4 separate regions of the Homo sapiens genome follow, and regions 1, 3 and 4 are each linked to region 2. The links are chromatin contacts, found by Hi-C or POLR2A ChIA-PET in ENCODE. All regions are on one chromosome and are shown on one strand. The core of a region is the stretch at or near the end of the contact, and the rest is flanking DNA. Distances in the headings are between cores, read along the strand shown.

What was found. Hi-C counts contacts between places; a loop is a spot of excess contacts on that map. ChIA-PET counts read pairs that join two places held with the same protein, here RNA polymerase II (POLR2A). Pooled maps may share reads with other maps.
Region 1: a map of IMR-90 shows a loop between it and region 2 (4-fold over the local background). The contact joins two enhancer-like sites. A Hi-C loop is called at or near these places in 7 of 168 maps with a recorded cell type or tissue (GM11168, GM13976, IMR-90 and 4 more) and 4 of 50 pooled maps.
Region 3: a loop to region 2 is called in a pooled map, with 5 times the contacts of the local background. The contact joins two enhancer-like sites. A Hi-C loop is called at or near these places in 1 of 168 maps with a recorded cell type or tissue (PC-9) and 4 of 50 pooled maps. POLR2A ChIA-PET finds 5 or more read pairs at or near these places in 1 of 52 experiments (GM12878).
Region 4: a map of heart right ventricle shows a loop between it and region 2 (12-fold over the local background). The contact joins two enhancer-like sites. A Hi-C loop is called at or near these places in 36 of 168 maps with a recorded cell type or tissue (A673, CD14-positive monocyte, CD4-positive, alpha-beta T cell and 19 more), 36 of 37 single-sample maps with no recorded cell type and 31 of 50 pooled maps.

The regions. Positions count from the first base shown.
Region 1 is chr9:4,133,422-4,139,853 of GRCh38, forward strand. The region is part of intron 2 of GLIS3 (GLIS family zinc finger 3); the gene reads right to left. Among named protein-coding and RNA genes, the nearest start is that of GLIS3-AS2, 160 kb to the right of the region's middle. RefSeq lists an enhancer at 3,242-4,441. Within about 2 kb of position 4,555, at least 6 of the 41 ENCODE cell types and tissues checked have a DNase peak (open chromatin) inside an H3K27ac peak, as active enhancers do; they include PC-3, where a contact is called at or near this core.
Region 2 is chr9:3,728,683-3,735,124 of GRCh38, forward strand. No RefSeq gene overlaps it. Among named protein-coding and RNA genes, the nearest start is that of RFX3-DT, 64 kb to the left of the region's middle. Within about 2 kb of position 4,074, at least 8 of the 41 ENCODE cell types and tissues checked have a DNase peak (open chromatin) inside an H3K27ac peak, as active enhancers do; they include PC-3 and heart right ventricle, where a contact is called at or near this core.
Region 3 is chr9:4,014,798-4,022,008 of GRCh38, forward strand. The region is part of intron 4 of GLIS3 (GLIS family zinc finger 3); the gene reads right to left. Among named protein-coding and RNA genes, the nearest start is that of GLIS3-AS1, 120 kb to the left of the region's middle. Within about 2 kb of position 5,419, at least 2 of the 41 ENCODE cell types and tissues checked have a DNase peak (open chromatin) inside an H3K27ac peak, as active enhancers do.
Region 4 is chr9:4,114,998-4,121,576 of GRCh38, forward strand. GLIS3 (GLIS family zinc finger 3) reads right to left here. Exons shown (of 11, transcript NM_001042413.2): 4 at 2,771-3,884. Among named protein-coding and RNA genes, the nearest start is that of GLIS3-AS2, 180 kb to the right of the region's middle. Within about 2 kb of position 3,773, at least 5 of the 41 ENCODE cell types and tissues checked have a DNase peak (open chromatin) inside an H3K27ac peak, as active enhancers do; they include heart right ventricle, where a contact is called at or near this core.

The DNA.
Region 1 (6,432 bases), core at 3,305-5,804, 410 kb after region 2:
TATCACTCGACACTTGGGTACTAAAAACAGACAGAAAAGTGGAAAAGATGGTGGAAGGAAAGAAGTGAGAGGTTAACAGTACATAACACAGTAGCTAAGAGCCATAGATTTCCATCCTGGCTCCACCACTGACTAGCTGTGTGACCTTGGACAAGTTACTTAAGCTCTCTGTGCCTCAGTGTCCTGATCTCCCAATGAGGTTAACACTAGCAGTTACCTCAGTTTGGAGGATTAAAAAGTCTAATATATGTAATAGGGCCTGGCACTTAATACATTGTTAGTTCTATTTATATTTTATTAAAGAACTTGTCTCTCATATGGTACCTTTCTGATATTGTTTCTAGCACCTCTTCTCCTGAGTGCCCAGAAACAGCATGCTGATGCCTTCCTGCCCAAGACCTTCTACACACACACACACACACACACACACACACACACACACACACACACACACCGTACATCTGTCCTCGCCTGAACGGGATCCAGGTTTTATTTAGGCCATTCTAGTTCCTCATATCCATTTTCTCTTTCTCTCAGCTATTTTAGAAAACAATGATTACTTCGAACTAAGGTGTCAGGGACTAGCAAAATACCTCAAGAACATTTTACTGCAAAACACTAATACAACAGAAAATAAGTAAAATTTCAAAACGTGGCAAGAAAGACTGAAAGGAATTTTTTTTAAAACCTCTCAACCATACCCTTTTACTGTGCAAACCTGTTTTATATAAGCCTGGCCCTTTTATTTCCTAGCAAGCACAAATTCAACTACAATTGAAGTAGAGTTGAAAGCCAATTTAGATCACTTGCAATTGAAGTTTTTGCAACTTTGAGGCTCAAAGTTTCCCATTATTTTTAGTTCTAAGCACCTAACTATCCCTAACTGGCAAGGCTTCCTTTAATAATGAAATCAATGCCTAATATAAAATATGAGTCTTACACCTCCTTCAAAAGCAAATAAGTCCCAGATGCTATTGGAAAATATTTTTATTTTGCATGGGAAATGGTGGCTGGCCTCCATACCCAGCTTGTGAATGTAACTTTGGTCATTTAGCAGAGTAATTTTACCTCTTAGCCTTAGTTTCTTCCATCTCTAAAAGACAAATAATACTATACACCCTACATGGTTGCTTCGAGGATGAGTGAGACCCAACATATATGATGTGCCTGCTCAGTAAAGAGTAGTTGTAATTTTTGTTAATGTTATTGTCATGATTATGTTACGGAATGATATTTTTAGTAATGCAAATTGAGCCATAATGGGGAGAATGATTATCTAACTTAGGTGTGCAAAATGGTAGGAACACTTCTTTCTAGCCATTTTTTAAAAAAGGAACTGTCTCTCAGTATGCCCTTCTCTGTCAAAGTAGAAAGAATAAGCGGGGATGAGTAGTTCAGGAAACCTTCTTGTTTTCCTTTGGGGACTAAGCTTACCATGGAAAGACAGAGTTCTTTGCCACACGGTATACACCTTACCTAGAAGGCTTGTCCTGAAAGAGCTGCCCTGGACTAGGGAGATAAGATGGCCTAATTCTACAGTGCAGTCAGCAGGTCCACTGGACTCTCACACAAAGTTATGCCTTCCAACACATCCTCTATCAGAAAAAAAAAGATATTCTGGTGGGAAAGAAATACATTATTTATTGTGGGTCCCCTCATAGACCCCAAATTATGTTAGGAATTACGGCATATACATTTCATCCCTAAGGTTTATTAGCTTAACACATGTCAAAGCGTTGTCTAGAATTGTCTACTTAGATAGCATTATCTCTCTTTTATTTGGGATTATCTTTATTGCTATTTTAAATTTAAAAATAATATGTATTTGTGTATGTGTCCATGTGCTTTAAAAGGCAAATAATGCAAAGTTATAAAAAGAAAAAGCTCATAATCCACCCCCGACATCTATCATTCCCTTAAGGTAATGAACTCTAACAGGTGAATGTGTATCCTCCCACATTCTTCTCTGAATTCATTCAAATATGAGTATGTATGTTCTAATTCTAAAGGCAATGTGAGTTAGGCACACATTGACCCCTATATTCTTGAGAGAAGTCATCGAACTATGACTGTTTTGACAAAGAATAATGTCTCTAAGCATTATTACTTATTACTCTAAACTCTTACTGCTACTCTAAACATTATTATATTACTCAAATAACATATCTAATATAATATACATATTCATTCTTATAATGAAATATAGGTACCCACCAATAAATAAAGAATAGAATCTTAGGCAAGGCATAGTATCAATCCAAGCCTTTCCTCTTTTCTCAAATGGGAGAAACATCAAGTATATGAAAGAACTTTGAAAAGTATATTCTTTCACCACAGAAAGAAACAAGTACCCTTCTCTCCCATCTGCTATGCAAAAACAGATCGATGAAGGTAAGCACAGGTCATCAAATTCTCTCACCTTTCATGAATACTCCTCCTTAGAGCTAGAAACATCCTGCATACCAAACACCCTAGGCTTGCTATGTAGTGTTTTGTCAAATTCATAATATTTCACTGCTGAGATACATTAGTAACAATTTAATGAACATATGTGACTGTATGGTGTATTACTCTGAAATACAGTAAGGCATGGCTAAATGGCTACGAACACCAAAGGATGACAATTAGAATGAAATAACCGGCTCCTATATTCAGGGGCAAAGCAATCGAATTTGGCAATTGTGACAAATGCTCAAAACTGTGCAAAACCTATGGAAGGTAAGGAATGCTGGATATAACATCCTACCTCCATGGCGCTCACAACCTCTGAAGAGATAAGATATACTCACCTAGGAACAATCGGATAATGTCGCTAGACTGTACAGTATTAAGCATGAAGCTAAATCATAGAGACAGGAGCTCAGAGGAGGAGGGCAATCCCTTTGTACTAGGTAATTCATCAAAGAAGAAGAGTATGAACTACAAACACGTTTCCCAAAGTCCTTCAGGATGTCCAAAGATGTTAAATGACAATGAAGTTGGCCTCATGGAGATGTCCACAGTCCAGTAAGCTTGGGAACCCCTAATACAACAAAGTTAAACATATCTCTTTACTGTAAGTCTTCAGGAGCCTTTAAAAATGTAAATGCATGTGATAAATCTCCCAGAAGACCAAATAATATTTAAAGTACATTTGTTTAGGGAGGTTTTTCCCAAGGGACTCATCTAAGACTGGCATTCTAAGGAATACCCTTTAGAAAAGAATAAGCTAAAACATGAAGGAAGAATGAGCACACAAATGAGAAGGAAGTAGTAGGGTGTAGACACAGAAACGAAAGGGAGGAGGCACAATGCGTCCTGGAGAAACAAAGATGAGCTAGGGCTGCCTACAAGAGGAGAAAGGGAGAAGACAGAGCTTAGAGGGTTGGTTCAATCAGCCCTGAAGAACTGATTTAAAAGCTGGACATTACTTATCCAACAGTGGTTCAAACCTGGCTACATATTGGCATCACCAGTGAAGCTTCTCAAATGCAAATTCCTAAGCTCCACTGCAAACCAACTAAACCAAATGATGCTGATATAACTAGTCACCTGATGTGCATCTGGGACCTTGTGCTATAGGTAGTGGCGCATCCCATTAGGAGCAGAGTTCACCCAAGATTAATCTGGAAGAGATGGGGAGAAAGGCTGGAGGAGCACATGAACCAGCTGTACAGACGGCATAGCAGCCACAGGGTGGTAAATGACAAAATAAGAAAGCAATGGTTATGAAGCAAGTTAGAGTAAGGATTTTATAATTAGTTGCTAAAGATTTAGGCGATCACATTTAAATGGGAGAGGGGGGCCATATAATGTCTATTTGGTGACTTCATTACAAAGACAGCCAATAAATAGGTCAAATCTGAACCCAGGGAGATTCGCATGAATCATGCAATCTCCTACCACCTTGTCTTCAGGAGTTCAGCTTGAATCTTCCATGTTTATCCCACAAAGAACATAACTTTCATACCAACATTCTTCCAACCTTAGTCAGCATTCAGGAATGCTGTCCACCAAGTATGGAATCACCAGCATTACTCACTGCAATTTATCCCTGTATTAAATGGAATCACATTTATACCCAAGAGATTAAAATGTATCATATTCCTTTCTGTACCACTCAGTGCCCTGGATTCCTGTGCATGGAGCCTCAATCTTGCTCCCCACCACTGGGCACTCCCAGTAAGATGATATTATTAGGAACCTACATCTCTGAGCCACTTCATAAGGATGCAAAGATAAATTAAGCAATATTCCTGGAGTTTGTATTCTAAAGTCCCATCCGTCAGCTATTGTATATCAATTATCAACTAATTAGTAGAGAGTGCTCATGCTGACCCCTCTGTTCTCTCTTGTAATGATTTGCCAAGTTAACTGAAAGCTGCTCTGCTCCATAGAGACTCTTAGTATAGCAAGAGTGTTAAATAAAGTTCACCAACAATTAGCCTGGAAAACCAAAGAGGAAATGTAAGCACATTTTACTGCTTCTCCCTCGACAAATTTTCTAGCAATCCCAGGGGAAGTAAGCAGATACATTTGTTAACTAAGCAAACAAGTACTCTGAAAAACTGAAACACCAGCAGAGGCACAACTTAGTAATTTATTGCTCACAGATCAGGTATTTGTTTATTGTGTCCCTGCTCTGTGCTACACTATATACTCTAGGGATTGTGGACACACAGATGAGTCAAATCATTCTTGCCTACCATCTAATTTAATAGGCTTAGATCAAGCCTCATCTGGTGGACACATCTGTGAAAATATATAAAAGTGGAATTATTATACTTACTGTGGAAAAAGAGGACTTCCACAAATATAAGAAAGAATGAATGGAAGGGAGGGAGAACGCATATTGTCATGGGAGAAAACTGCCTCAGTTTCCCAAAGACACATTTACTGGGTGTTAGGCTTGGTCCTAGGCCGTACAGCTAGCCCTTGGTCAAAGATCTTACAACCAATTGGAGAGAGTGTTAACTAACACAGGAAACAATTGGCAAACACCTAATCTTAAATTGAGTTGCTTCACTGCTGAGTACAAAAAGAGCTCAAATGAGGAAAAGATCTGAATACACTGGAGGAGGCTTAGTAGAGGAGTGAGACTTCATCTGAGCCTTTTAATGGCAGGAGGAGAGGGGGCAATATGAAGAGTTGGATGGCCAAAATGAAGTGAGGTGCATGTGCTGAGGAAGTATTATGGAGGCAGCATGGGGGAAGCCGTAAAGAATGAGACACTAGGGCCAGAATAGCTTCCCTTACCAGCTGTGTGACCTTGGGCAAATGCCTTAAGCTCTCTGTGCCTCTATTTCCTTGTCTGGGAAATGGGGATGATAATTGTTCCCACCTTCATAAGGCTGTTTGGAGTATGAAATAAGTCACGTATGTAGACCACTTACAACAGTTTCCAGCACACAGTAAGTACTCTATAAGCTGTAGGCATTCATATTCTTACTAAGATGTTATCAGATTGCACACAACCTCCAAAACCAGGCACCCCAAAGAGCTACAGTAGACTTGCAAGCATGGGTATGTTGTAAGGAGGGAGCAAGAAGATAACAGTCTATTTCCAGTACATTTAGAAGCAGAGCAAAGGCTGAAGGCAGGAAACCAAGCTAGTAAGATGTTGCCATAATCTCAGGGTGAGACCAGGCTGGGAAGAGCAAACGGAGCAAACAGGGTAAAGCCCAACTTATCTTATTAAGAAAACAAGTAAGATGGTTGCTGAAGTGCCTTTAAGGAATACTAGATTCAGAACCTTTCTTCCATAAATCAAGGTTGTATATCTCTCAACCTGCTTTTTCCCCTGCCCCAAGCCAAACAAAAGCAGAGGCTGGGTGAGAAATGGCAAAGCTGCCTCTGGGTGAGACCCCTCACTGTACGGAGCAATGACTGGTATCCCCCAGACAGCAAGTGCTCACCAAATATCTGTTGGATGAATAGGTAATGAATACAACTTTTAAGAACAATTCATAAGTCAAGTACAGTTCAAGGCCACGAATCAAATTGAGCAGTTCCTCTGAAATGTGTGTAAGTCATGATGCTAAAGAAGACTGAGGTCCCTGGTGGACACAACTGTTGATATGTCTCTAAATTACTCAACAGACAGAAATATTACTCGTTCGCCCCCTCTGTCCATATTCCCTCCTGTTACATACAGATACACACAAACACATTCAGTGTGAAGGGAGGGTAGTCTAAGCCAGCAGTCCCCAACCTTTTTGGCCCCAGGGACTGGTTTCATGGTTCGTGGTTTCATGGAAAGCATGGAAGGGGTGGGCACGGTTGGGTGGGGTTCAGGATGAAACTGTTCCACCTCAGATCATCAGGCATTATAATTAGATTCTCGTAAGGAGCACGCAACCTAGATCCCTCACTTGCACAGTTCACTATGGGGTTTCTGCCTCTATGAGAATCTAATCCCACTGCTGATCTGACACGAGGCGAAGCTTGGGCTGT
Region 2 (6,442 bases), core at 2,824-5,323:
TAAGCACTTCGGGAGGCCAAGTGGGTGGATCACCTGAGTTCAGGAGTTCAAGACCAGCCTGAGCAGCATGGTGAAACCCTGTCTCTACCAAAAATACAAAAATTAGCCAGGCATGGTGGTGCGTGATGGTGGTCGAGCTACTCGGGAGGCTGAAGTGGGAGAATGGCTTGAGTCCGGGAGGTGGAGGTTGCAGTGAGCTGAGATCAGGCCACTGCACTCCAGTCTGGGTGACAGAGCAAGACCCTGTCTCAAAATAAGGAAAAAAAAAAGAAAAAGAAAAAGTGACTTCCTCTCAACCAGGCTGGAGTGCAGTGGCAGGATCTCCACTCGCAATCTTCGCCTCCTGGGTTCAAGCAATTCTCCCACCTCAGCCTCCTGAGTATCTGTGATTACAGGTACAGGCCACCACATGCTGCTAATTTCTGTATTTTTAGCAGAGACGGGGTTTCGCCGTGTTGGCCAGTCTGGTCTCAAACTCCTGACATCAAGTAATCCACCTGCCTCGGCCTCCCACAGTGCTTGGATTACAGGAATGAGCCACCACACCTGGCTATCAACCTGGGACACTGTAACGCCATCCTCTAGGAAAGACTGTACTATAGAGAACAATGTAAATTGTATCACTTTTCTACATTTAAGGTTTTTTTATTTGTTTTGCTTTTGTTTTCAATGCAGGAAGAGCTTGTTCTTCAAAATTGATTGAATTGCCAGTAAAATTATTAATTTTCTTAGCAGCATGATGGGCAAGAAATCTAAACTTCAAGTGAAACTAGTCATGCTTGCATTATTTTTTGCAATTAATTGCTTGAGTCTAAGCCTGCCATTTAAAGAAGAAAATCTAGGATACATCATTTGATACATACCCACTTCCCTACTCTGCCACACACCCATGCATAAAAAGTCAAACCACCTATATTTAGATGAAGAAGAGGCTTGATAGTTCTTCAGTTTATAGGTGCCAAACTTCAGCCAGAGCTATACACTGTGGCCACTGAACACTGGTCTTGCCCAGTCCAGGGGATGCTTGGTTACTCCTGTGGAGATGTTCTTGTGTGGATGTTATAGGAGGCTCTACAATCAGTCTAGCTCATACTCCTGTGCTATGGCTGCCAAAATTACTACCCTATAACCAGGCCCAGAAGAATTTCAGGTTGTAGCCACATATGCCAGAGTTAGTTTTCCTTAACCCCCATTACTGAGTTCATTCAACAAGAAAGGCTAAAGAATTTGCCCAAAGTTACACAGCTATAGAGGGCAGAGATGGGTTGCAAAATTAAGTCTTCAGATTCCCAATGCTTTTTCCATTAAATCTTGCTACCTTTCCATTAAATTTGTTGGTTTCTATGGATTCAAAACTGGGAAACAAACCTTGATCAGGTTACTAAGAACCTCATATCATGTCCAGCTGATCTTTTGAAAGGAAGGATTCATTGAATCTGGGGTGAATAGTCCTATGTTGTATTTGGTGGCTTAGAGCCCATGACTTTTAGTTTGAAGGCATTTGGACATATCTTCCAACACTTTATACACAGATACTTTTCTGCCTCAGTGGCATACTGGAGAGCCTTTTCTTTTCTTTTAGAGACAGAGTCTCACTGTTGCTCAGGCCAGAATGCTGTGGTGTAATTATGGCTCACTAACCTCGAACTCCTGGGCTCAAGAAATTCTCTGTCTCAGCCTCCTGAGTATCTAGGACTACAGGTGCATGCCACCATATCTGGCTAATTTAAAATGTTTTTGTAGAGATGGGGTCTTGCTCTGTTACACAGGGTGGTCTTCAACACCTGGCTTCAAGTGATCTTCCTGCCTCAGACTCCAAAAGCACTGGGATGACAGGCATGACCAACACACCCAGCCCCAAGAGACTTTTTAATGCTACATTTACTCAATTGGGATATGTACTTCATATAGAAATGAAAGATGAGCGAACTTCAAACATGAGATAAAGATTTCAAAATGTGTCATATCCGGGTTAAAAGTCTCAGAAAATACTTGTAACAATGAGACACACAGTGCATAAATTCTTAGTAATTTGTTTGTCCTTCAGCCACATGGTGGGACACATACCTAATCACACCAATAATAGTATCATGACATACCTTTCACATTATAATGTGCTATATATAATGCTATAACTTGTCATTAAAACATGCAATGAAGTAATAAACACAAATGGACTTTGTGGTTAGAATCAAAACTACTTTTTCTAATTTGAAAAAGAAACTGAAAATTGTATAAATGTTCCTCCAAATTGAGTTGTTTCTTAAATTCTTATTAACGTTTCATTATATCCCCTCTTCACTTCATTTCCTAATTTAACAATTTACTCGATACTCCCAAGGGTGACATGGCTGTCCTCTATAAAGGCACAGAATGTTCAACATGCCCCAAAGAAGGCAGAGTGATGGAAAGGACAGACAGCTAGACTGGGAAGAAACAGATCTGTGTTTAGTTGTGCTGTATTAGAAACATCACCCAATTCTAGGTTTCAGTTTTCTCATGTTCAAACTAAGTGGAGGAATTAAACTAAACAACTTCTAAGATACTTTCCACCTTTGAAATTTTAGACCTCTGGCTTTTGATTAAATTTCCTGAATGCCAACCTCCTCATCCAGAAGGACTATGCTGAAGGCCACATAAGAAAGTGATGACTTATGTTTACTTGAGCCCCTGTAATCCCAGTGGAGAGACTGAGATGCCTACCCATGAAGCTGAAGCACATATTTGGAATACGTAATGCTTTGTATTTCTTTAAAAATTTAATTTAGTTCATTTTTAAAGAGATTTTATTAGTCCATTTTCTGCTGTTTTAACAGAATATCACAGGCTGGGTAATTCATTTTAAAAAAGAAGTTGATTTGGCTCACAGCTCTGGAGGCTAGGAAGTCCAATAGCATGGCCCCAGCATCTGGTGAGGGCCTTCCCATGCATCATCCGTGGCAGAAGGCATTATGTGGTGAGCAAGTGCATGAGGTGGAGAGAAAATGGGGGCCAAACTTACCCTTTGATCAGGACCCCACTTCTGAGATAACTAATCCACTCCTGTAACAGCATTAATCCATTCACCAGGCAGAGCCCTCATGACCTCATCACTTCTCAAAGGCCCCACTCCCCAATACCATTTTATTGGAAATTAAATGTCAGCATGGGTTTTGGAGGGAACATTCAAACCATAGCAGAGAAAAAAGGCACTCCTTAGTCTGTGGTGATTAAAAAGGGTGAAGGGAGCAGGAATAAACTCAGCAATTCAGCACCCTGCGTACACCAATCTGAGAGATATAAAAAATATTTCCTGTTCAGGCAACAAAAACTTAAAAGCCAATAGTTATGGTACGCAAATAACTGATAAGCTAAACTGTATTAACAGTATAAACTGTTTTGTATTCCACTCTATATAACTTTACCAGGTAGGTTCCATTCTGGATTATTACAAATAGGGATTTGACATTTCTTTTATAATTGGACGCCTGGGGTGTACAATAAAAATATTTCAGTCTCTGCACCTCCCCTCTCTGCTTCCTTCTTTTACAATGGCAAATTTCCCTTCTCTTCTACAAGCTGACAAAATACAGCCTGCTTTCTGGCTCGCATGTACCACATGCTGGTCACACACAGCTGTTTACAAAAATGCAGACTTTTGCTGCCTAGAAGAGTATTTTACCCGGTACTCAGCAGTTATAGACAAGTGATTATCTTTAAACTCTGATCTTAAATTTGAGTGATGTAAGATGGTTGATTTATTCTTTATAATTATTCCATAAAAATAATAAATAGATACCTAATCTGAAAGATAGTTACAGATCTTGCTTTATGGAGGTCACTGAATTCTTCAGTGTTCCATGAATAACACTGTTCGGGTCTAAGAGGTCACAGCACAAATAGAAAGTAGTGTTGGATACACATTTCTTAGTCTCTACCAACAGAGATCACCAACATGAGAATTGTTCAGAAGGATAACGATGCCTCAAGTATGTAAGGTATGTCTGTAATACAAATGAAACAGGCATTTGGGGGAGAAAAAACCTTTTGCCTTACTCGAGAGAGGAGCCATTCCAGAGGCTTGCCTGCACGGAAGTCTGTGGCTCTAGCTGCATTTCAATGCAGTGCTTAGTTTATTCACCAGGGGTCATCAAAGGTCTGGATTTTCTTTGTCTACTTGTTGACTCATATGTACTCTCTATATACACTCAAGAACCACTGGATTCTTTAGAATTGTGCATCAGGAGATGTGGCTTGCTTTCCTTCTCCCCACCACTCCAGGCCCACCCCCAGCACTTACTCTTTATAGATTTCTACCAGCACACTGCAGCAAGCAAGTCCATTAGATGCATCACAGAAATGCCTTTTCTAACTAAACTAACTTATTTAAAAAAAAAGAGAGAGAGGAAACATGGTATCTAATTAGGTTTTTAAAAAATAATCATTTTCCAAAGTTAGAAAGTGAAAGGCTTTTCACACTATTGTTTTCTAGATTCATGAACCAAATTGCATGCTTGGAAAACAAATGGGTCACGGTTCACTTCTGTTAGATTTCACTTAGTAACGGGTCACAGAGGGCCAGATCAGGTCACCAGATGAACCAGTTAACACTAGGCTGGGACTTTTTAGTCCCTGTTGAGCAAGTAAATAATGAAAGTTTTCAATGAAGATTTTGTTTCTGGCACGGGTAGGATCTCATGGGTCTTGGTGAACCTGATGTCTGGATTGAATACCACCTTTTGTGCAGCCCGCAGTTCCTATCTCAGTTTTCTGTGAAGCACCCTTAAATACCTTTAGTACATAGCTATTGCAAGTAGTTTGATACTTTCTTACCTCTATCCTCTGAATAAACCAGATTGCATCCTTTGAAAGCTCAAAAGTGAGACATATTTCAGCCACAACGAGGAGTGGATTCAGCTTATAGCTTCTTCCCAGGGGAACATAGCTTCTATTTATGAATCAGTGGTATTGAGAGGTGACAACCTGCTGACAGCCCTCGCAGCCCTCGCTCGCTTTCGGCGCCTCCTCGGCCTTGGCGCCCACTCTGGCCCCGCTCGAGGAGCCCTCCAGCCCGCCGCTGCACTGACGGAGCCCCTTTCTGGGCTGGCCAAGGCCGGAGCCTGCTCCCTCAGCTTGCAGGGAGGTGTGGAGGGAGACGCGCAGGCCGGAACCGGGGCTGCGCGCGGCGCTTGCGGGCCAGCGCGAGTTCCGGGTGGGCGTGGGCTCAGCGGGCCCGCACTCGGAGCAGCCGACCAGCCGGCAATCCCCGGGCAGTGAGGGGCTTAGCACCTGGGCCAGCAGCTGCTGTGCTCAATTTCTCGCCCGGCCTTAGCTGCTTCCCTGCGGGGCAGGGCTCGGGACCTGCAGCCCGCCATGCCTGAGCCTCCCCCCACTCCGTGGGCTCCTGTGCGGCCGGAGTCTCCCCGACGAGCGCCGCCCCCTACTCCACGGCGCCCAGTCCCATCGACCGCCCAAGGGCTGAGGAGCGCGGGCACACGGCGCGGGACTGGCAGGCAGCTCCACCTGCGGCTGAGTGCGGGATCCACTGGGTGAAGCCAGCTGGGCTCCTGAGTCTGGTGGGGACTTGGAGAACCTTTATGTCTAGCTAAAGGATTGTAAATACACCAATCGGCACTCTGTATCTAGCTCAAGGTTTGCAAACACACCAATCGGCACCCCGTGTCTAGCTCAGGGGTTGTGAATGCACCAGTGGACACTGTATCTAGCTACTCTGGTGGGGAGGTGGCAAACTTTGTGTCTAGCTCGGGGATTGTAAATGCACCAGTCAGCACCCTGTCAAAACGGACCAATCAGCTCTCTGTAAAATGGACCAATCAGCAGGATGTGGGGGGGGGTGGGCGGGGCCAGATAAGAGAATAAAAGCAGGCTGCCCGAGCCAGCAGTGGCAATCCCCTCAGGTCTTCCTTCGCTGTGTGGAAGCTTTGTTCTTTCGCTCTTTGCAGGAACTCTTGCTGCTGCTCGCTCTTTGGGTCCACGCTGCCTTTAGGAGCTGTAACACTCACGGCGAAGGTCCGCAGCTTCACTCCTGAGCCAGCGAGACCACGAGCCCACCGGGAGGAAAGAACAACTCCAGACGCGCCGCCTTAAGAGCTGTAACACTCACCGTGAAGGTCCGCAGCTTCACTCCTGAGCCGGCGAGACCACGAACCCACCAGAAGGAAGAAACTCCAAAGACGTTCAAACATCAGAAGGAACAAACTCCGGACACGCCACCTTTAAGAACTGTAACACTCACCGCGAGGGTCCATGGCTTCATTCTTGAAGTCAGTGAGATCAAGAACACACCAATTCTGGACCCAGTATCTCCCCATACCCTAACTCCTTTCCCAAAGTAGGCAGAAAAACAGCCCTGTTGTTCCGGTGGAAGCCTTAGCTCTGTATTCCTTTTAGACTGTATTTCAAAACGCATTATTAGAGCCCCAAAGTCACCTGGTGAAAGAAT
Region 3 (7,211 bases), core at 4,169-6,668, 290 kb after region 2:
TCACACCTGGAGAGACTTGAATGGCTTACCCAATGTCACAGGGCTGAATACTGGCAGAGCTAGGACAATTCAACCATTCACTCACTGGTTCTTTCATTCCTTTCGACATTCACTGAGCTCTTTCTGAGGTCACTGCGCCAGACTCTGGAAATGATTAAAGAACACTAAGACAGACCCTTCCCTTCATGGAACTTTCATTCTAAAAGAATTGATAGATAATAAACCATTATTTACACAACCAAATATTTAACTGCTAGTAAAGTGAAAGCTATAGAGAAAACATAGTGTCCAATAAGAGCACATGTGGATTTGACCTAACCTGAGGATTAGATAAAGTGTCCATGAGAAAGTGACATTTGAAAGGAAATCTGAAAGATATATTAGAATTAGCTGACCATGGCATGGAAGGCCGTGTGTGCAGGGATGTGAGGAAGGGGGTGTTTGAGGGGATAAATTGGTAGCATTAGAGAATTGCCCAGGTAAAGAGTCTAACCTTCTCCTCAATCTTCTTTCTTCTACACTGCCTTTCCTGGAAACGCATACCAAAGTAAGACAATGTCATGGTTCTTTCACAAAATGTTAATGAGATGTTACCTGTAAAATATTTACAGTCTAAAAAAGACAGAGGAAACTCTCATTTGCAGCATGCACAGAACTATGTCTACCCTAGAAATATTATAACATGCTATCTGAAAACTTTCACCTTTCATGAAGCTGAGAACACCCTCTCCCATCCTCCCATCCCAAATATGAAGTTATATCTATCTTGTCTACAAAAGAAGTTCAACAACAATAATAGGGATTTTCCAGCCAAGTGTGGTGGCTCACGCCCGTAATCCCAGCACTTTGGGAGGCTGTGGCAGGTGGATCACCTGAGGTCAGGAGTCTGAGACCAGCCTGGCCAACAAGGTGAAACCCCATCTCTACTAAAAATACAAAGTATTAGTCGAGAGTGGTGGCGGGCGCCTGTAATCCCAGCTACTTGGGAGGCTGAGGCAGGAGAACTGCTTGAACCCAGAAGGCGGAGGTTGCAGTGAGCTGAGATCACGCCATTGCACTTTAGCCTGAGTGACAGAGCGAGACTCTGTCTCAAAAAAAAAAAAAAAAAAAAAAAAGATTTTCCTCCACAACAACCGTCATAACCAACCTGGCCGTCATAAATAGGAATTTGGTAAATACTGTATAGCTAATAAATTGTCTCAATTATACATGCCTGTGGAATTCAAAGGTTGTTTGTGGAAGGCTATTAAGCGTATAGTACTATTACAACTGTCCTACACACAGTATTTCTTCTCTGCATAAGTCATCAAATGGTAATCCAAAATGGGTCATGTTTTCCACTCCAAGTTCATTACATTCAAAGTAAACTGAGTGAGTGAATGACTGGCTAATCCCAAACACCCCTCACCCAGAAAGTCAATGGCCACATAGCACTGTCATCTCATAAAAAGCCTTGGACATCTGAAGCTCTATTATATGGAGTCTAACCATGAAGTCAGGAAGACTCCAAAACTACTGAAATTCCCTTTGTTTCTTAAAACGAGCTCCTGGCCAAGCTGTCTTATTTTCTTTCCATAGTGGGACCTTAAGTTTTGTGATTCCTTTACTTTCTCATTTCTATTCTACATTTAAGTAAATAAGAAGAATTATACATTTCTAAACAGAACAAAGGGACTTGATGAGCTCGACATAATACATCAATTCAGAAATGCCAATGGGGCATTTCAGAAGATTTCATGTGAGGTGACAGAGAGGTTCCCCAATGCTGAAAAACAATGCAACTCCTCTGCCTTGAGATTTCTGAGCTTGTTTGCAATAACTGCCTTTGCCCACTCATGCCATCTCATTCAGGGAAGGCTCTGATGTCTTTCCACAATTGCTCTGCTCTGATGTGGACTTGAAAACACTCCTCCACATGGATGCACTAAATCACCCAGCATTAAATGAGACATCTAAGGATTCTGCCACTCACCAAATCTGTCAGGTTTTCTCAGCTCTTTTAGGACTCCATTGTTGGGCAAAGCCACTACAATCCTATTACCAGCTGGCATATGATCAGATGATAACTAAAGTGAACACAAACACTTAAACGGCACAAGGAACTGCTGAGGTCTCACTCTTGGGTAACGCAGCCCAAGAGATTTTCTGACACCCGATCCACAAGCCGAACAATCACATTGCAAAATGCTTTCAATGTCCAGGAACAACCATTCAATCGGCCATCATGTGCCTGTCATCTGGTCCTGAGTGCTTCTGAGAAGGGCAGTTTGGCCTTTATTCTCTGCAAACCTTTCTCTTTCAGAAACCACTACATTTTTCTAGACTTCTTCCCACCACACTGCCACCCAGATATCTGCAAAGGTCAGTTCTTACTACAGACTGGCTTTGTATATGACTCTGTACGTTGGCTAGGCATTTTCTTAGGTGAAGAGAGATGCTGGTTTAGTTCTAGACAAATAACTATAATTAGTCAGAGTGGTTTAACTGTTCATTGACTAGTCTATACTCTGCAGCAGGAATAGCAAGCAGCATGTCCTTCTTCAACCAACACAAGATGTAATTTGGGTGCTGAATGCAAAAGATACAAAGTAGACAAAAGATACACTGTCCAAGAAGTTGGCAATCTGTGGAAGCTTGCGTGCACACACACACACACATGAGCGCGCGTAATACAAGGCAGTATACAAATGTCACATGAGGGATAGAAACCAGGCAAACATAAGCAACTGGAGAAGGGAGACATCTCTCTTTGAGCAGAAGTAGTCTTAGAAGTCTTCCCAGAGTAGAGATGATCAGAGAGAGGCTGTGAAAGGTGGCGAGGGTTTAGACACACAGTTAAGTTTGTGGGGATTTTCAGGAGGAGAAGAGTCACAGACAAAGATAGAACCCAGGATGCATAGCCTGGTATCAGAGTGTTGGTAGAGAAATCCAAGAATGTGCAGGGGATATACCCCTCCTAAAAATACATGCTTCCAAAGTGGTAGTTTTTCAACAATATTGAAGGACGGGCACTAAGTCTCTGATGAAAAGAATTCAGCAGAAGCTGTGTGATTGCAAAGGTCAGTCAGTTCAGTATGTAATTGGAATATGGGCAGCAGGACTGTGAGATGAATTGACCACGCTGATTGAAACTAATGTCTTTTTAATATGGCAACTTCCCTACCAGCCAAGGGGGCAGGCCTTGTCCCAAGGCCCAGCCCCTTACTGGGGAACCTACTTCTAATAAAACACAACTACATCTCAGTGCTGTGATAATCCTCATAAACACGTGCATTTTCGAATCTTGGATTGAAAGAGAGACAAAACTCTTCCGATAAAGGAATCACAATTATAAAGTCATCTGAAAAGGAAGGCAGGAAGAAAGGAAAGGAGGTAGGAAAACTGAAATCAACTTGACTGCTTGCTAGGCCTTTGTCACATCCTCACAGGAGGAGAACTGAATATAAAATGAGCAATTAGGGTGAGGTTTAGAAATAACTTCTAGGCTCTGCTTCTTTATCCTCTCTCCTTGGTTACACAGGACTGGCTCTGGCAGCCTCGGGGCAGGGATGCACATATCTGTCCCCAGAACCCACAGCTGAAAGAGAAGTCACTAAGGAAGAAAGCAAGATGAATTACTTCTCTTGCTGGTTGTTTCCCATAAACTAAAGGAACACTTGGGGTGTACTTTTCAAGTCATTGTTTATCATCTTTGGAATTAAATTAACCCTGTTAAACAGAAGAAAAGGTAAGGGGCTTCACAGGTTCTTGGCTATCACTGGGATCTTGACTGGGGTTAGTGGGTTTCAAGAAGGGAAAAGCTGCGGAGGGTGACACAGAGTAGTTTCCAAATCAAAGGAGCAATGGTTCTCAACTGCGTTCCACCTAAACTCTGAGATATGATAGTCCCTTAGGAACAGCTTTGTCAGTGATGCCCAATCCCCTGGAAGGCAGGTATACACACTTGGAAAAAGAAAGTTTCCCCAGTGATTCTGATCCATGCCCCTTGGGAATCACTGCAATGGAGGGAAAGAATATAAATGGGGACAAGCTAATGAGACCAGTTTTCCCTGACTAGAAAAGAAAGATCCTGTGTTCTCGCTTAGAAAAGCAAGTGTGAATAATCTTTGAATGTGACAGGCTGAGGTTCAAATTCCAGGTATTTTACTCTGTGTGCCCCCTCTGGGTCTCGAAGTCCTATTAAGGCATGAGGTAACAGCAGTCACTTCACGCAGGGCTGGTGAGGGGCAAGAAGGTGACGTGAGTCAAGCACCTGGCACAGTGTCATTAAGCAGGAAGTTGATGAACACTAGTTCAATCCATTTGATGCGGGATGAAGGATGGGGTTAGGAATTAGATGAAAATATAAAGAATGTTCACTCTTTGGAACATTAAAGCTTGATAACAAAAGATGGAAGTTCTTATGGAATGGCGTTTAAAGTTTAAACGGTGCTCTCATCTTTGTGACTCCTTTGTCCCTCACAATCATCCTCGAGGATCATTAGAAGGTAATGGTGGCCCAGGAGGTTAAGTCATTTGCCTGACATCACAGAGCCAGCAAAGAAATACAGAGGTAGGAATAGACACCACATGTAGATCTGTGATTATATCACACAGCCTCACTGTTTGGCAGCTGTACCACCCACTATGTATATTTTTTCAGCACTCACACCATAAATATGCTCACTTAGCAAATATGTATTGAGTGCCTACTATGTGCCACTTGCACTGTCAGTGAACAATGCAGCGAAGACTTCTGCTCTCAGAGAGGGCAGTGGAGAGGAAAGGCAGGGGAAATCAACAACAGGCAGGAGACATAGTAAATAAGTAAAGCCTATAGCATGCTACACACAGATAAGTGCTATGGAGGAAAAGAAAAGAAAAATTAGAGTAGGGTAAGGGAGATCGACAATGTGAGACTCATGGGAAGATGCCAGCTGCAATTTTATTTTTATTTTTATTTATTTACTTTTAGAGACAGTGTCTCACTCTGTTGCCCAGGCTAGAGTGCAGTGGGGCAATCACAGCTCACTGTAACCTCGAAATCCTGGGTTCAAGCAATCCTCCTGCCTCAGGCCACCACGAGTCCCCCACAAGTAGCAACGACTACAGGTGCATGCCACTTAAAAAATTAGCATCTGGCTAACATATAAATTTTTTTTGTAGAGACGGGGTATTGTTATGTTACACAGGCTGGTCCTGAACTCCTGGCCTCAAGTGATCCACCTCCTCCCAAAGCACTGGGATTACAGGCATGAGCCACTGCACCTAGCCTACAATTTTAAATACAATGTTAACAGTAGACCTTATGGAGAAGGTGACGTCTGAGAAAAGCCTTGAAGGAGGTGAGAGAGTCAGAAAGTGGGTAACAGGAGAAGAGAGTTCAAAGCAAAGGGAACAGCCCATGCAAGGAAGCTAAGTCAGGGGCATTCCTCCTGGTGTGCAGCAGGAACAGCTGCCCTTGTGGTAGGAATGGCTGTAAAAGGGGAGGGTAACTTAAGGGAAAGTTCTGTTTGTTTTGTTTTTTTTGTTTTGTTTTGTTTTGTTTTTTTCTTAAGACTGGTGCAAAAAAGGCTTGGGTGCTGTGAGCACACTGCCACTCTTCCTGGCAGAGATGTGGGTTGTCAAGGCCCCTCTCAAACCAAGCATGCTGTTCATTGAGTGCTTGCGTTTACATCGTACCCAAACACCTGGTCAATTTGAAAAAATTTCACCAACCCTTTTGCTTAGTATAAGAGCATGATGTGTTTTTCATCCTTTCAACCAGTTAGGTTGGCTTTATGTGCAATCTAAGAGGCATAAACCACATACTTATGCAGTGACATGGATTCTGTCATCAGGCTTTTCACCTTTGTTCTAATCTTGAGATGTAACAGATTTTGCAGTAAAAGCCTGAGCTTCCAGCTATGAGATGCATTTTAGACTTCTCCCAATTATTTACACGGTGTCAGATTATAAATGTCTGATACTACAAGAATTAGTGTCGAGCTGCAAGAACAAAGCAAATAATTACCAGCAGCACACATGGAGGACTGTGTTTCAAATTCTCTCTTGCTGCCACCCTGACGTAAGCAAATGATACTGGTCGTGTATCTCCTGATCACAGCCACAGTAACACTCACCACAAATCAACTTCCACCTGCACACAGTTCCAAAAATAGAGCAGCACAGAGACTTCTATGCGCTAGAGAAAGTAGTCGGTCTTAGGGATTGAAAAAGACACAGTTCAGATGCAGGACTTGTTCAAGACTAACAGGAACTGAGCATCTGCAGTTCTTGGATAAGTCCCTCAAAGAGCTCAGAAAGTCTCTGAAACTGTCACCTCAGCATTTTACTACATCATACAAAGTGTATATACTATAGTATGCTATAATATCTGTACATGTATATGTATATGTATATGTATATGTGTATACACACTATATGACACTACATTAGAGATAAAAACCAACTTTGGAGGATGGTTCAAACCACATAATGTGGGCTATCAAAGAACAAACCTGAATCAATAATTCATATTCATTTTTAAATGATTTATAACATTTTATATGTGGTTTTGATGCAACTGAATAAGAGATTTCTCATGGTCCTTTGCAAAACCTATCCTAATCAAACTTAGCTAACTAATGTTTAGTTTAATAAGTTAATGCCACCATCAGGTAGAGACAAGATTGTATCCTATACACAGCAAATCATCACAGAATACGGCAATCTGTAGCTTCATATCTGCTTGATATGTGGTAACTTCAAGGCTTGGGTAAATTCTCTTTATTTTGTGCTTTACAAATATAAGCATCCATTGTACATTAGTCAGCTTTCCTATTCAACAGTTGAACACTGGTAGAACCTCATTTTCAATTAATATAACATTGCACTTAACAGAATGAGGTTACTGCCACCGTTCCTCCTGGGATACCTTGGGGCTTAGAGACTTTCCTTGAGCTAGCTCTAAGAAGTATCCAGGTATTCTGTCAGAAACAAGCTGCAAAAACACTTGCCAAGCTTCCTGAAATTTTTCCAGCATGTGACCAGCTGGGCTTCACCAGGGGAATTCACAAAGCAATAGTTTTTTCAGTTTATCGGGCACAACATATCTCTAACATTTGAAGCTCCCCCAGCGGTTATTTGGGTACCCTCCTTAGCCAAAGAGTAGAAACCAGACACACACAGTCACAAACAAAACATGTTAAATAGCGGCTCGGTTAGTGTGTTTGTTTGTTTTTAGTCTCCAA
Region 4 (6,579 bases), core at 2,523-5,022, 390 kb after region 2:
CGTTCTCTCATGCATGACATGAAATTTGGCATGAGGGAGGATACCAGTGGCAGCCACTTACTGTAAGCAAGCCGTCACTGAGTAGCCCTCTCACACACCCCTATTTTACCATAACTTCCAGAAGCTCTTTGTGTTGCTTGTAGTCATGGCCACCAAACACAATGTGGTCATCATTTCTTTCTTGGGTCAATAAGCTAAGCAAGTGAAAATGACTAACTCTATCATACACAGAAAATAGCAGTTAAACATATATAAAACTAAAAAATGGCCCGGCTCTTATCATTTAGACTGCTCCTAGCCCTGCAGTGTATGACACAGCCACAAAAACCAAAGGTCACTTCGCATTTCCAAAAGAAGAATGTGGCCATTTTACTTGTCAAGGATCGTGAGCTTTCAGTCAACTACCATCAGATTTGAAGTCAGTGGGATATGAAACATTTTAATTGTAACAGTTGTATGTGTGTGGACTCCAAGACTATAAATATGTGTTTTGCAAAAGGCAGAAAAATACATTTTTTTCCAGGTGCATATCTACTTTAAAAACCAGGTATTCTATCTGTGGATTACAACTTAAGAGGACTGCTAAACTTTCACAGCAAAATTAATTGCTGCCAGTTGGCTATCACCCTACAAATCAAGCAGATGACAATGTAGCAACCTAACAGTTTTCAGAAGACACAATGCCCATAATATGTATGTTTTAGAAGAAAATGAAGGCTTCCTGCTAAAAATATATAGCCCCAGAACTAGAATTGCAGCATTAATCAGCTCCTAAGAAACCCTGTTTATTATGTGCACTATTACATGTGTAAATAAATGCTTTGTGGTCCTAGATTCGATACACTGTTAAATCATCAATCTGAATTTTATAAAGATTCCACCTAGAAGTGGGGAGTGGGCAGATCAGAGGAAGAGAAATCATCTCCCATACCCATTCTGAACAATACAATGAGAAGCTATGCATAAGCCTGCGAACATTAACCTATCAGCTTATTCTTTCACTGAAGTATTTATATTTTTGATATTTATCGTGCACTTCAGCAAAAATCAACTTTAAAAAGTTATATGTCTTTGCAAAGCCTGGCAACAGTAGAAAAATGGGGAAATCCTATTGCACAAAAATTAATTTTGCAATGCAAAAAATATTTTTCTGGATAATTCGAGCCTTTATGTTTATTTCAGTAAAGCCAAATCCAGTGAACTATTTTCAGCCAGGATTAGTCAGAACTAAAAGGTTGGACTGTTTTCCTTCAGAGGCTGAATGTCTTTCCTGCCTGCAATAGGCCGGTGTGTTCCAGAGTAAATTGAATTGCCTTCAATTGCTTGTTTCTTTGTGGCATTTTTAATGCAGAACCCTAGTGACAGAGTAAGGTTTTGCTGTCTGGAAAGTAATTATTCTTTTCACTCATATAACCTGGCATTCTCGCAATGTATCAGCTTCAGGTTTTCCTTGAGAAAAATCACAATGTGGTGCATAGCGTTGTGACAAGAAATGCAATTCCATTCCACAAGACATTCTTAAAACTCTTTCAAAAATACCTACCGGGCAGTGAAAAAGTGCTTTGAATACTTGCATTATAGCTATCACCTGTTTGGTTTGCTTTTACATGAATAAGAAACCTTGGCCAATCTATAATCAAGCATACACATAGTCCAGATTCTTTTTCATCACTGACATACTACAGAAAGAAGGAACTCGGGCTGGGGAACCACAGTACAAATAAATTTCTGTTTAAATTGATTTATATATTTCACATATTTAGTACCAGCACCATACTCAATATCCAGGGAATATATAGAAATCTTAGACTTTAAATGAAATATTTCTGTCCATCTAAACTAATATAAAACACATGTTCTTCTTTTTCCAATACTTAAGTGAGCTGTCTGAGATTGTGCAAAGCCATCCTGTGATCCCAAGGGTGATGCCCTGTTTATAAACCCTGAGGGTTTCTGTGAGGTGTGAAATTGTTGTGAAACCATTTAAGAATCGTATTATTCAAAAATAGTAAATTTTGCCAAGAAACAGAGAGAGTTCCAGGATGGATGCTGTGAAAGGCAGAGGCGAGGAAGAAAGAGACATCAGGCCCACTTCCCTCAGCACCAAAGGCTTCCCTGCTCTTTCTCCTCATATCTCTCTACAAAATTACCTCTTAAAATTAGTTAGGATCCTGTGAGATTCTGCTCCTGTGTATCCCCTGGGTGATTTTATGCCGACTATAAATCATTAGCTAGTCTCTCAACCCTGGAAGGTACAGAGCGCAGGCATGTGGATGCATGCCGAAACACTTTTACTAGCCAAGTTGCTAAGTGGTGAGTTCCTTTTCAAATATCAAAACCACTCTTCTCTCCATCCCAATTCTAGCCCGGTTATTGGAGGGAAGAAAAAGTCACTGCATATTTGCTTTGGAAAAGAACTAAAGCTTGCTGATGTGCAATCTGTGTCCTTCTGCTCTTGCACATCCATACACATTAAGGAAATTCAAAGTTGGTACCTGGCTGGCATCTCCTTTCCAAGATTTTACAGAGTGTGGCAGACTGATCACCTGCTGGGATGGATCGTGTACCTTTGCAGAAGGAAATATAGCAATGGAGAGCCACTAACCATGAAAGAAATCTTCCCCTTCCTCAAGCTGAAGGGGAACCCCATCTCATGGATACCTAGACCCCCACGCATGCAAACTCCATGGGCCGAGTTAGGAAAAAACACACGTACGCAAAGCAAGCCGGGCCTTCAAGAGAGGTCACCCCTTGCGCTTCGGAAACTCACCGTACACTTGTTGGGCTTCTCCCCAGAGTGGACTCTCATGTGGATCAGCAGTTTATAGCGGGCGTTGAAGGGCTTGTATCTTCGAGGGCAACCGGCCCAGAAGCAAGTGAAGTCCTCCCCTTTGCGCTGGTCGATGTGGACCTTCTCGATGTGCCGCACGAGCTCCTCCTGCTGGTCGTACAGGGCGCTGCAGTCGATCCAGCGGCAGCAATGCTTGCCCCCGATGCCGTCCATCTCCCCGTCGTCGTCCAGGGTGGCCTGGGGCAAGGCCAGCTGCTGGGCGTGGGGCCCGAGCTCCGGGTGGTGAAGGTGCGCATGGGCATGGTAAGGGGGTGGGGGGCCTGGGGGCGGCGGCAGAGGAGGGAGCGGAGGCGCGGGGGGTAGGTCTACGGTGCTGCCCGGGAACTCCTCCAGGCGTTCGGTCTTGAACAGGCCGGCCGACTGGCTGTCGGGGCCCGGCAGGCCATGCTGCACCACCATGTGGTTGACCAGGCCTGGCTGCAGGCCGCCGTGCTCCAGCTGTTGCATGCGCTCGTGCTCCAGGGCCCCGTCCTCGCCGTAGGCCGGCAGCGCCAGGCCTCCAGGGGCCACCAGCACGCCCTTCTGGCTGCCGGGCACCGGGCGCGGCTGGGGAATGCAGCTGCCGCGCACGCCCAGGAAATGCCCGTAGACCTCCGGCTGCGGGGACAGGTTGGCCGGCGAAGCCCTCGACCCGTTGATGTAGGCCACCAAGGACGTGGGCGACGTGCGGATGATGGTATTGAAATCTATCCCGATGCCATCGGACAGCGGGGACAAGGACAGCGCTCTCTTCTTGGAGCGGGCCGAGTGGGACCTGGTGGATGAGTGCCGAGGACTAGGGTAAGGAGAGTGGCTACTTTCCGTGCCAAAAAGGTAGGATGGTAATGAGTTAGAGACACTATTGCTGGACATGGATGTCCCGGGAGGAAGGCTAAGGAGATCCCCTAGATCAAGGCCATTCTGAGAGCCGTGGTTGGAGAGCGAAGGGAGGGCCCTGTAGCCCTGGGACCACTCCTGCTTCATGCTTGAGGCCGACTGACTTTCCGTCAGACTCAAGGTCGTGGACGCCAAAGACTCACGCGAAATAAGGGACCTGGAACAGCAGCCAGAAAGGAAGAAAAAAAAAAGATAAACATTTTAGCAGGATACGGATTGCTTAAGAGCTAAAAGAACACTGCATTGACAATCCCTTAAGTATTTCCCCTAATTACATTCTGTGCTAAACACACATTCTTGGGCTAAGATAAAATCCAAGGCTTCCAGTTCCAGGTAAATAACATTTTACCAAGAAGAACAATAAAACCTAATGCTCACTGAAATAATGTAACAAAAGATCTATTGTTATAAATAATCTTAATACTTGAGTAATAAATAGTCCTTGCTTTATTTTTAAATAACTTTTTCAATATGGGGGAAAAAGGATAGAGACCTGGGAAAAATTACTGATACCTGTCAAAGCCAACCAAATAAGTATTTGTTGAGCACCTACTATGTGCAGCATGTTATGACAGGCTTTGCAGAATCTCAGCCTTCAAGTAAAATCTATTTGGGAAAGTAACATATAAACTCATGCTTTATTTGAAAAAAAGTAAATCCTCAAAGTCAAAGGGTTGTCCAGGGGACTTAATAATTTCACAATTTAGTTTCACTGATATTAAGGAATTACTCTGATTTTTTTAAAGATAGTAATTCACATTGCCAGTAATTAGTTACATCAAATCACCCCAGAAAATGAAAACAATATAAAAAGCAGCTATAATATATAAGGGAGTAACAAACTGATAACAAGTCATATCTGGAATTATGCATTAGAGCCATTCGGGATTTAATCACACTTGCTAGTTGGGTTTTCTGTGAACTCTCGTCCTTAAATCCAAGCAGCTTTGGGCCAAGAGCAGATCGTTCACTTTCTGTAATTGACTTTTGCAACAATTCCTCTCCTATTCTTCTTACCCTTTACAAACACACCCTATGTCTCACAATATATTATCTGCATATCAAAATGGTTCATAATGTAGCTCTGGTCACTTTAAAATTCATTTTGCTTTACTGTGACATTGTTGCCTTGAAAATAAAAATCACTTCTTGATCTTTTGGCTAACTTTAAGTGTGAAAATAATTGAGAAGAAAAGATACGTCCCTTGGAAGGAAAATTTGCCACAGAGGCAAGACATAACACGCTGTATTTCTTGACTCAGACATGGTGTGTATCAGAAGAACCTGGCTTATTATATGTACCTGCATTGACTTTCTACTGAAGTCTTTTTTACTGACAAAAAATTAATCACAACAAAACGTTATATAAAACGTGTCTTCTCAAAATGAACACATTGTTTCCAGCTGTTAAACATCAACCTGTCTCAAAGGAACTGAGGTAAAAGAAGCATTTTCATCCCACCTGTTCATCTTACTCTGTTTCACAAAATGGAGGCCACAAACACCATTTCATACAAGCATATGATATTAGCAAGAAAAACATCTCAGCTCCAAAATGCACAGTACAAGGTGATAACACCATCATCAACGAGATGTTACCATCGAGTGAAGTAATGTTTACCAAAGACAAACACAGCAGGAATTTACATCCAGTTGCCCTTGACATAGATTTTCCTCTTGGTCCACATCCTTAAATTCGGGTTGTAGTCTTTTTGCAACCTCCACAGTGGTTCTGGAACCATCTAGTTTTTAATTCCCCACGGACACTTTTCAATTATTTTCCCAGCACACTTGCAGCATGTGGCTCTTCCTGCAGAGCTCAGCTGAAGGCTCCTGGTGATTGGATGTCAAGGGCCTTTTGGTCTCTTCCCCAGCAAGATCGAGGAATTGCTTTCGGACCCAAACTAAATTAGTAGTCCTATCGTATATGAGACAGAGACAACTGACTGCTTTACACCCGCAGGTTGAGAAGGTTCATAGAACATAAAGAACCAGAGCTTTGGCAGAGCTACATGCCTGAATGGATGCACATTCTCAGGTGCTACAATTGCCTGTCACTGTCATACTGGAGCATATTAGATTGTTAAGTCATGACTAACAGACAGAAGTATGTTATCCACCTATATATACTTTGCTTATAAAATTGTATTATTTGGTTTCAGGGCAGCCTATAGTGAAACGTTCATTTGCTCCACTGTTGAGAGATGATTCTTATTTCTCTCAAATTATACTTAAATATGGCTCAATCAAAATCTGCACATAAAGCCATGCAGGCACATTATATAACTTTTTGGGCATCTGAGTTTTCTAAGACAATTATATATTTTTCAGAAAGCAAATTCTATATTCTATTCATTAAAGTATTAATATGAACAGAGAACTCTCTTCTATCTCAAACACCTAATGAGAACAAAACTTCCCCAAATGGCCTTTGCCTAGCAGCCAGTCTTCCTCCTGTGTGATTACTCAGATCTTTTAATCTTTCAAAGCTCTAATCCATGACATCTCTCCCCAGTACACTAGCTCCCAGTGGAAGTTCTCTTCCCAAAGAAGTTATATACTGTCTGCAATGTGTCTTAAATGTAGTTAACTTCAGGCATCTGTGGGTGTTATATTCTTCAATAAATTTCAAAGTCTTTTAACAGAAGGGATCATTTTTATCTTCCCAGTGCCTGCCAGAATGTAAGATACATACTAAGTACTCAAAAAACTGTTGATTAGGAAAGTAAATAAGTAATCAATATAGTGACAACAGAACATTATTTATGGCACTCACAAAGCATTTTCCCTATATATGATCTCATTTGATACAACCTGTCAGTTAAGTAAACTGGATTTTAAAAATAACTTCT